Linked DNA regions of Homo sapiens: region 1 is linked to region 2. The links are chromatin loops, found by intact Hi-C in ENCODE. Cell type or tissue: GM12878. All regions are shown on one strand.

Evidence for each region. Peaks named below come from ENCODE experiments on the same cell type or tissue, not always from the same donor. Only the 100,000 strongest peaks of a DNase experiment are listed, where the experiment ranks them.
Region 1: it touches region 2 in a loop (2.6-fold over the local background); 8 of 110 quality-filtered maps call a loop at or near these places.

Annotation. Positions count from the first base shown.
Region 1 is chrX:19,812,338-19,817,337 of GRCh38, forward strand. All of the region lies in intron 2 of SH3KBP1 (SH3 domain containing kinase binding protein 1), which reads right to left. Among named protein-coding and RNA genes, the nearest start is that of SH3KBP1, 73 kb to the right of the region's middle. In GM12878, a CTCF peak has its summit at 2,141; no DNase peak of the experiment used is centred here; H3K27ac peaks cover 1,304 bases.
Region 2 is chrX:19,878,974-19,883,973 of GRCh38, forward strand. All of the region lies in intron 1 of SH3KBP1 (SH3 domain containing kinase binding protein 1), which reads right to left. Among named protein-coding and RNA genes, the nearest start is that of SH3KBP1, 6.1 kb to the right of the region's middle. RefSeq lists enhancers at 778-827, 998-1,057. In GM12878, a CTCF peak has its summit at 2,140; no DNase peak of the experiment used is centred here; H3K4me3 peaks cover 2,061 bases; H3K27ac peaks cover 3,198 bases.

The DNA of each region.
Region 1 (5,000 bases), 67 kb before region 2:
ATCTTCACCTTCACTCTCCCTGAACTCTCCTCAAGAATTTATCTCATCTCCCTCAGTGGCATAAAGATGATGAAATTTACCCCTTAGCCTGCGAGTGGGGCAATATACTATTTCATATCCCTTTGTGAGTTAAGAAGCTAAAGTGAAACAAAATGTCTTCTGGGTAGCCCTAAAGATGTACTGCCCATATGTTCCTTCAAGAAAGAACTTGGCCAGCATAGTGGCTCACACCTGTAATCCCAGCACATTGGGAGGCTGAGGCAGGAGGATTGCTTGAGCCCAGGAGTTTGAGACCAGCCTGGGCAACATAGTGAGACCCCGTCTCTACAAAAAAAAAAAAAAAAAAAATAGCTGGGGCTGGGCATGGTGGCTCATACCTGTAATCCCAGCACATTGGGAAGACAAGGTGGGCGGATCACCTGAGCTCAGGAATTCAAGACCAGCTTGGGCAACATGGTGAAACCTTGTCTCTACAAACAATACAAAAATTAGCCAGGTGTGTTAGTGCACGCCTGTAGTCCCAGATACTCAGGAGGCTGAGGAAGGAGAATCGCTTGAGCCCGGGAGGCGGAGGTTGCTGTGAGCCAAAATCGCACCACTGCACTCCAGCCTGGGTGAAAGAGAGAGACTCTGTCTCAAAAGACAACAACAAAAAATTAGCTAGATGTGGTGGTACGCGCCTGTAGTCCCAACTACTCAGGAGGCTGAGGTGGGAGGATCACTTGAGCCTTGGAGGTCGAGGCTGCAGTGAGCCATGATCGCGCCACTGCACTCCAGCCTGGGCAACAGAGTGAGACCCTGTCTCCAAAAACAAACAAAAAAAAAGAAGAAGAAGAAGAAGAAGAAGAAGAAGGAAAGAACTAACTTGCACCTTTGGAATCTGCCTCAGCTTTCTTTCTAGCAGAGGCCATGCTCTCGCTGAGGAGCCAACAGCTGGTCACTAATCTGGGGAGTGCAGTCCTAGAGCCTGGCCATTTCTGCCCATTTCTTTTTTTTTTTTTCCAGCCTTACTGAGGTATGATTGACAAAGAAAAATTGTATTAATATAAGGTGTACAACATGATGATCTGACATATATATACACCGTGAAATGACGATCACAATCAAGCTAATTAAGAGACTCATCACCTCACAGAGTTCCCTTTTTGTAATAAGAACACGCAAGAGTTACTCTCAAATTTTAAGTATGTAATGCATGATTATTAACTCTAGTTACCGTGCTGCACAGCAGGTCTCCAGAACTCGTCTTGTAATTGCAAGTTTGTGCCCTTTGGCTAGCATCTCCCCTTTGCTTTCATGGAGCAATTTTTGTCCAGAAGCCCCCTGTTAGGCTGGCCAGGACAGACTGGCATCACCACCTGAGGCTCTCCCTGCCCTGCTCCTCTGCTCTCTCATCCTTCAAGGGTGTTATCCCCCCAGCCCCCAAACAAACCTCCTCTACTCCTAACTCCATCTCAGCATCCGAATCCTACAGTACCAAACTGCTAAACACCATCTAAGTATTTCTCCAGTGTCTTGGAGTGGCTTAATACTGATATTAATAGCTAATATTTGTTGACAAATTAATATTTACCAAGTTGCTCTAAATGCATGATTTCACATCACAGGGTGACAGGTAAGAAAAGCAGCCATCCTTGCATCAAACAGGAATTGTAGTGCCAGAGGTGGTTCTGTGGTGGGCCTGGGCTGACAGCCGGGCAGCTGTGCAAATTCCTATCTCTAGCCTGGACCTGGCCCCCACACTCCAGACCCACATCCCTACCATGCTTCCCAATGCACAGGACAAAAACCTTAGAGTCATCTCTCCCTCCTTCCTCTCCTGCCACACCCCCAGTCTTACCAGCAAATCCCGTTGGCTGTACTTACAGAAATATCCAGAATCTGACCACTTCTCACCCTCCCACTGCCACCCCCTGGTCTCCCCTGTATTCCTGCAAAGGGCCTCCAAACTGCTCTCCTCGCTTCCACCCTTCCCCCTTGCAGTCTTTTCTCAACACGGCAGCCAGAGGGAACCTGTTAAAACATCTCTGGTCGCATCAGCCTCCCCAGTTACTTCCCATCTCACTCAGAGTCACAAGTCACAAGGCCCTCCCTGATCTGGAGCCCTGTAACCTATGTCCTCTAACCCCTTCTCCTATTGCTCTCCCCTGCCCTCTTCCCTCCGGCAGTGGTGGTGCACTGGTCTCTCTGTTGTTCCTCCAACAAGCCAGGGACACCCTCCTCCATAGGGCCTTTGCACGTGCCGTTCCCACTGCCCGAAGGGCTCTTTCCCCCAGATCCCCACAAAGTTCTTCCTCACATCCTCAAGTCTTGACTTAAATCACCTTTTTCATGAGGCCTTTCCTGGCCTCCCTATCATAAATTGCAATCCCATCCCCAACATTCATCTTCCCCTCCCCTTCTTTCTCCTCCTCAAACATGCTTGCTCCAAGAGACTAGGCCCAGGGTGAGGCTCAACAGGGTCTCTGAGGCCCACATCCTCTCACACTCCACCCCCACTTCTCTCTTCCTCCATCCTTCTTTTCTCCTCCCAACTCTACTTCTGTCATTGGCCCTCCAGTCTCCAGGCCAACCACAGACAGGCCAAGTGATAATGCCTCCTTGGACCTGCTCAAAGCTGGGGGTGGGGCTTCCCCAAATCCCAGCCTCAGACATGACAACAGGATGACAGAGTCTGACCTCCTGAGAAAGAACTGAAACACCTGTAATCTGTCACCCATCACCCATCACCCACAAAGAGCTGGAGAACTGCAGTGTATGGGAAAGTGGTATGGTCCTGGTGGTGGTTATTATTTTTTTAATTTAATGGAAAACAACAAGGACAAGAGTTAGAAATCCTAAAAAATACTAATGCTGAGACTCACAATCAGAGATAAAGATGAGACTAAGATGCAGCCTGGGCATCGGGATTTTTAAAGCTCCTTGGGCGATACTTGTGTGCTGCCAAGGTTGAGACCCATTGGAGATTTTTTTTAATTTTTATTTTGAAGTAATTATCTACTCACAAGAACTTACAAAAACGGTGCATGGAGTCCCATAAACCCTTCACTTAGCTTCCCTCAGTGATGATATATGACTATAGTACAATATCAAAACAAAAAAATTGACATTGGTACAATACTGTTCACTACAGACCTTATTCCGTTTTCATCAGTCATTCCATACACTGATTTGTGTGTAACTCTTTGCAACTTGATCCAATGTGTAGATTTGCACAAATCTACACACTGGATCACAATCAATATACAGTCAAGATACAGAACTATTCCATCTTCAAAAGGAACTCCCTCATGCTACCCCTTTATTGTGGTACCAGTCTTCCCCACACCCTGTCATTGTCCCTTGGCATCCAGTAATCTGCTCTCCAAGTCTATAGCTTTGTCATTTTGAGAATGTAATATAAATGAAATCATACAGTGTGTAACATCTTAGGTTGGCTTTGTTCACACAGCACGATGCCCCTGAGATCTATCTAAGTTGTTGTGTGTATCCGAGTTCATTCTGTTTTATTGCTGAGTAGTATTCCATGGTATGGTTGGACCGGAACTTGTTTAACCATTCATCCACTCAAAGACAATTCAAGATATTTCCAATTTGCAATTATTACAAATAAAGCTGCTATGAACATCTGTGTACAGGTTTTTCTGTGAACTTAAGTTTTTATTTCTCTGGGATGAGTGTCCAAAAGTATAACTGCTGCATCCTATGGGAAGCACATAGTTCTATAACAAACTGCCAAACTATTTTCCAAACTGACTGAACCACTTTTCATTCCCACCATCAATATATGAGAGAACCAGTTTCTCTGCAACCTTGCCAGCATTTGGTGTTATCACCATTTTTAATTTAGCCATCCTAATGGCCATTCTAATAGATACATAGTAATTTCTTGTTGTGGTTTTAATTTGCATTCCTCTAATGACTAATGATGTTGGACATCTTTTCATGTGCTTATTTTACATCTGCATACTCTCTTCAGTGAATGTCTGTTCGTGTATTTCACCCATTTTCATTAGATTGTTTTGGTTTCTTACTGTTGCATTTTGAGAGCTCTACACATTCTAGATACAAGTCCTTTGTCAGACATGTGGTTTGCAAATATTTCCTCCCAGTCTGTAACCTATCTTTTCATCCTCTTCACATTTTGATGAAGTCTAATTGATCTTTTTTTATTTAATAGATTGTGTTGGCCAGGTGTGGTGGCTCACACTTGTAATCCCAGTACTTTGGGAGGCCAAGGCAGTGGATTACTTGAGTCTAGGAGTTTGAGACCAGCCTGGGCAACATAGGGAGACTCCATCTCTACAAAAAATACAAAAAATTAGCCAGGCGTGGTGGCTCACACCTGTAGTTCCAGCTACTTGGGAGGCTGAGGCACAAGGAGCACTTGAGCCTGGGAGGTCGAGGCTGCAGTGAGCTGAGACTGTGCCACTGCACTCTAGCCTGGGCAACGGAGCAAAAACAAAAAAGATTTTGTTTTTGGTATGATATCTAAGAACTCTTCACCTAGGCCTAGGTCCCCAAAATGTTTGCCTATGTTTAATTCTAACACTTTTATAGTTTTATGTTTTACATTTAAATCCATGATCCGTTTTGAGTTAATTTTTTAATAAGATGTTAGATTTAGGCCGAGTTTCACTTTTTTTGTCTATGGATGTCCAAATACTCCAGTATCATTTGTTGAAAAGGCTATCCTTCCTCCATTGAATTGCTTTTGCCCTTTTGTCAAAAAGTCACTTGGGCATATTTGTGTAGGTTTATTTCTGGGTTCTCTAGTCCGTTCCTTTATCTATATGTGTATTCCTGTGTCAATACTAGACTGTCTTGATTACTATAACTATTAAAGTTAACTCATAAAATTGGGTAGATTCCTATTTTGCTCTTCTTTTTCAAAATTGTTTTCAAAATGTTTTGACTATTGTAGTTCTCCTGATTTCTTTTATAAATCTTAAAATAAACTAGTCTATAGCTACAAAAAAAAATCTTGCTGGAATTTTGAT
Region 2 (5,000 bases):
GATGGCTCATGCCTAATCCCAATGCTTTGGGAAGCCAAGGCAGGTGGATCACTTGAGCCCAGGAGTTCGAGACCAGCCTGGGCAACATGGCGAAGCCCCATCTCTACAAAAAAATACAAAAATTAGCTGGGCGTGGTGGCACGCACATGTAGTCCCACCTACTTGGGTGGCTGAGGTGGGAGGATCGCTTGAGCCTGGGAGGTCGAGGCTGCAGTGAGCCTTGATTGCGCCACTGCACTCCAGCCTGAGCAACAGAGTGAGACCCTGTCTCAAAAAATAAAAAATAAAAAACTTACTACGGAAAGAGACTGTAGCAAGAGCCTCACGAGGGGAAGCAGGAGCCTGACATTTTCTGAGCACCTACAGAAATTGGGCGGGGCTGGTTCTTCCATACTGGAAGGCAGTTGGGTTCTACCACTAGGGGACCATTGTCACTCTGCCTCTCTGAGGCTCAGTCTCATCATCTGATGTCATGGGCCATGACTGCCAAGGCTCCTTCCAGCACTTCAATGCCAGGGACCAATATGTGAGTAGCAGAGGACCCATCGCCTGTCCCCCCACATAAAAGCACATCCCAATAGAAAGACAAAACATTACAGGGGCCAAACACTACCAGAAGCAAGTTTAACAACTTCGTGCCCCAAAGCCCTTGCCTCTCCCCAGCTTAACTACCTAGGTATCAACGGAAGAGAGGCAAGAGTTGTGTTAAGACACTCTCCATTCAAAGAACAAAATGGTGAAAGTCCCAAAGAGTCCTGTTCTCTAGTGACTTGTAGGTTCGTGCATAAAACGAAGACTGTGGTTACATACAAAGCCTTATGTTCCAGAAGGACTGATAATGAAGTAAGGAAATGGTGCTCCAGCCATCTGTGTTAATAAGCCCCCGGGGTTCCCCCAGAGCAGGCTTCCTTAACCTCAGCATGACTGACATTTGGGGTCAGATAACTCTTTGTTGTGGTGGTGCGGGGGGCGGCTGGCCTGTGCATCGTAGGATGTTTAGCAGCACCCCTGACCTCCACCTAGTAGATGCCAGTAGAATGACTCTCCACTCCCCTGACCCCCGCCACCAGCTGTGACAACCAAAAGTGTCTCCAGATAGTGCTGTGTCCCCCTGGTGGGGAGAATTGCCCCCAGTTCAGAACCACTGCCAGAGAGAATTTTCTATCTTAAAATGTGCAGTTCTTTGTTAAAGCCATGTAATACATGTGGCATCACCCTTCTCACCCACTACAGTGTGGGCCACCAGGAACTGTCAGCAAACAGACCTTGTCAACATGCTCTGCCCAGGGGACTTTACAGAATTGCACACTCACTCCTGGTGGTCCATAGTCGTGGAGAATTGCAAGTTGTAACCGTATTTGGGTGAAAGGGTTACATGTTCATTCATTAACATATGGCACTTACTGTATGCCAGGCAATGTGCCAGGGCAATGGAGCTGAGCAGATCCAGTTGGAGATGGAGACTTAATACAAGAGGAAATGTTGTATCACTTTACATTGCATGCCTGTATCAAAACATCTCATGTACCCCACAACTTTATACACCTGCTATGGACCCACAAAAATTAAAAATAAAAAATGTTTTAAACAAAGTATGGTACAGCACACCTTTGGAGCAGGCTCCCACAGATGCACAAGCGGTGTGGGAGGCTGAACAATGACTTCCCAAAGATGGCCATATCCTAATCCCCAGAACCTGTGACTATGTTCCCTTCCATGGCAACAGGAACTTTGCAGGTGTGATTCACCAGGCATCCTGAGAAGGGGAGGGGATCCTGGATTATCCAGGTGGGCCCAGTGTCAAACAATGGTCCTCATAAAAGGCAGGCAGGTGGCTCGGTGAAAGATAGGAGATGCCAGGACTGAAGCAGAGGTTGGAGGGCTGGGGTACGAGTGAAGGAGGTAAAGGCACTGCAGGCAGCCTCTAGAAGCCGGGCAAGGCAGGGAAATGAATTCCTCCAGAAAGAACGCAACCCTGCTGACACCTTGATATCGACCCGGTAAGATCCATTTTGAACTTCCGACCTCTAGAACTATAAGATTACACATTTGTGCTGTTTCAAGCCACTAGGTTCACAGTGATTTGTTACTGCAGCAATAGGAAACTGATACAGGGAGTCTACAAGGCAGAGGAGAGAGTGACATCTGTTCCCCATGAAGGGAAATACGTGGGCAAAGTCTCAGAGACCTGAATGAGCTTAGAATAAGCGAAAGCATTGGTGGCTGCCGAGCTTCACGAAGGCTTCACTAAGGCATTCAGGATCTAAAGCATTTGCAGAAGGGTAGACACATAGGGTCAATTCCAGAGCCACTTAGGGCTTGACTGTACATCAGAAGGGGCAGGGAAAGGGGAAGGAACAAGAGGCAAGGAACAATAGCAGCGTCCCTGTGGAAGTGACAGGAAAGATGGTGATACCCTCAATGAAATGGGAAGTAAAAAGAGGCAGGGCAGGCATTACAGAGGAGAAATGCTGTGCTTAGTTTGCAACATGCTCAGTCTGAGGCGTCTAAGACACACCTGGGTGAAGTTAGCTAGGAGAGGATACCAATGATAATCAGCTCAACCAATGTTAATCTTAGGCTTACAGTGTACCAGGCACAGGAACACAATGACCAAACTGACGAGGTTCCTGCCCTTGTGGTGCTTATAGTGGGTGGGTCCTGAGCTCAGAACAGAGACCAAGACTGGGGACAGATGTGGGCATCGTCAATAGGCGACACCTGAATTGGCAAAGTGGCTGCAATCACTCAAGGACACACTAAACATAAGGGGACCAGAGATGACAGCATTCCACAGGTGGACAGGGGTGGAAGAAAAGAAGGGAGGACTGTAGGAGAAATCAGGAAAAAATAGGGTGTTCTAGAAGACAAAGACTTCCAGTCTTCAATCTCAAGCTTCAGTGAAGTCAAACATGGTGAGGCCTGAGACCATGTACTTCGTGATTGGAGAAGGATCATTCAGGATAACCTCAGCATGATCAGTTTCTAGAACACAATCAAGGCAGTGCCAGAGTCCTGGTAGGTGTAGGGCAGGCTATGTGAGGAAAGGGGAAGAGTGGGACAAGCTGTCTCAAAAAAACAGCAGTGAAGAGGAAAGGTGAATGCAAGATGTAACTTTAAGGCGGCTTTATTAATAAACTGTAAAAATCTAAATAGAACCAAAGATGGAATCTTCCCAAGGAGGGACAGGGCAGTTGACTATGAACACACAGTTATCCAAGAGAAACCAGGAAACGTCAGGTCCACCACAGGGCAGTGTAGTGGTCAGAATAACATTCCCTCCCCGCCCCCAGATGCCCACATCCTAAAGCCCAGGATGTGTGAATATTAGGTTACAAGGCAAAGGGGAGTTAAACTTACTGATCAGCTGACCTGGAGATGAGGAGATGAGCCTGGAATATCCAGGTGGACCCAATGTCATCACAGGAGTCCATACACATGGAAAAGAGGGGCAGAAGAGTCAGTAACAATGATGTGATGGGAGAGAGAGCTGCCCAGCCGTTGCTGGCTTTGGAGAGAGGAAGAGGCCACAAGCAAAGGAATGCCAATTCTGGAAGCTGGAAAAGGCAAGGAAAGGGATTCCCTCCTACAGCCTCCAGAAGGAATGCAGCTCTGCTGACTTCGTGATTGTCGCCCAGTGACGGATGATAAACATGTGATGTCTCCAGGCACTAAGTCTGTGGTAGGTACAGCAGCAATCAGAAACGAATACAGGTACCAGGTATAGAAAATCATGAACAAATATTACACCCTGGAATAATGCAAACAGTGTAACTTAAAGTCCCCTTTAAAGAGGATGGAGGGTAAAGGATGCTGGGAAGTGCCTGTGTGATACTCTGGTAAAAGTCTCAGAGACTAACACTGAGATCGGCTGCCTAGTGTCACTAATGCCTAGGTGTTGGAGGTCTGGGTTGGACTGGATTCGTGGAAGAATCCACACTGTACTGTCTTAACACAAGAAGTGTGTTTTGAAGTAGGAGTATGTCTTTCTCCTCTAAGGTAATGAGTCACTTATAACAGTACTTATAACATAAGACTTATAATAGTCTTATGAACAGAGTGCCTTGTGTACCCCAGTGAACCACGAGCTCCGGATGTCAGCTTTCTCAACTGTAAGGCAAGGAGGGGTTCTACACTGGACTATGATCAGAACCACCTGGAGGACTCATGAAAATGCAGATTGCTGGGCCCCATCCCCAGCATTCCTGATTCAGGAGGTCTGCTGGAATGAAGCCAGAGAATCTGTATCTCTAACGGGTTGCAGGGGAGGCTGTGCTACTGGCCTGGGGCCACCCTCTGAGAAGCGCTGCATTAGAGGCTCTCCTTCTCTAACACTAAGTATTTGGGCTATTTTCCTGTTCTGCGTCTTTCCCATTAGCACTGACTTCATGGTTCTCAGCAGCTTGCTCTTTCTCTGTCACTCTCTCTTCCCTTAGTATAGCATTTCAGATGTCCATCGTGCTTAGCATTGAACAACAGTCCAGGCTATACCTGGTTGATATGAAGTAGCCACAGATATACCTAGAAAGCCATTTTCCTCCCCCACTGCCTCCGATTCCCTGCCCCTGCCTGTCACATAGTTAACTCGGAGAAAGAGCAGTTCTTCTGGCTGGGAGCTGGCCAGGCACCCACAGCTGGGCCAGGGTGTCCTGTTGAACAGAAACAATTCCCTAGAAAACCAACATCAGACAAGGCCACTCTGCGACCAGGATGGAATAAGATGAAAACAAGACCACACATTAATCATGTCTGAACACGGACAAAACATGCACCTTGTCCAAACCACACACATGACCAAATATCCCCCAATCCTGGATAATGCAAATGACTGCTGCTGCTTTACCAACCATAGCTGTGGCCTGCCTCCAATGTTCCCTGCTCCTAGAGAACATTTGTTAAAATACCCAATCACAAATTCCCCCTGGTAGCATCCAATCCAAAGTAATGCCCAGCTTCCTTAAACACGCCCTCAAGCCACCTGACACAGGTGCAAGCCCTCT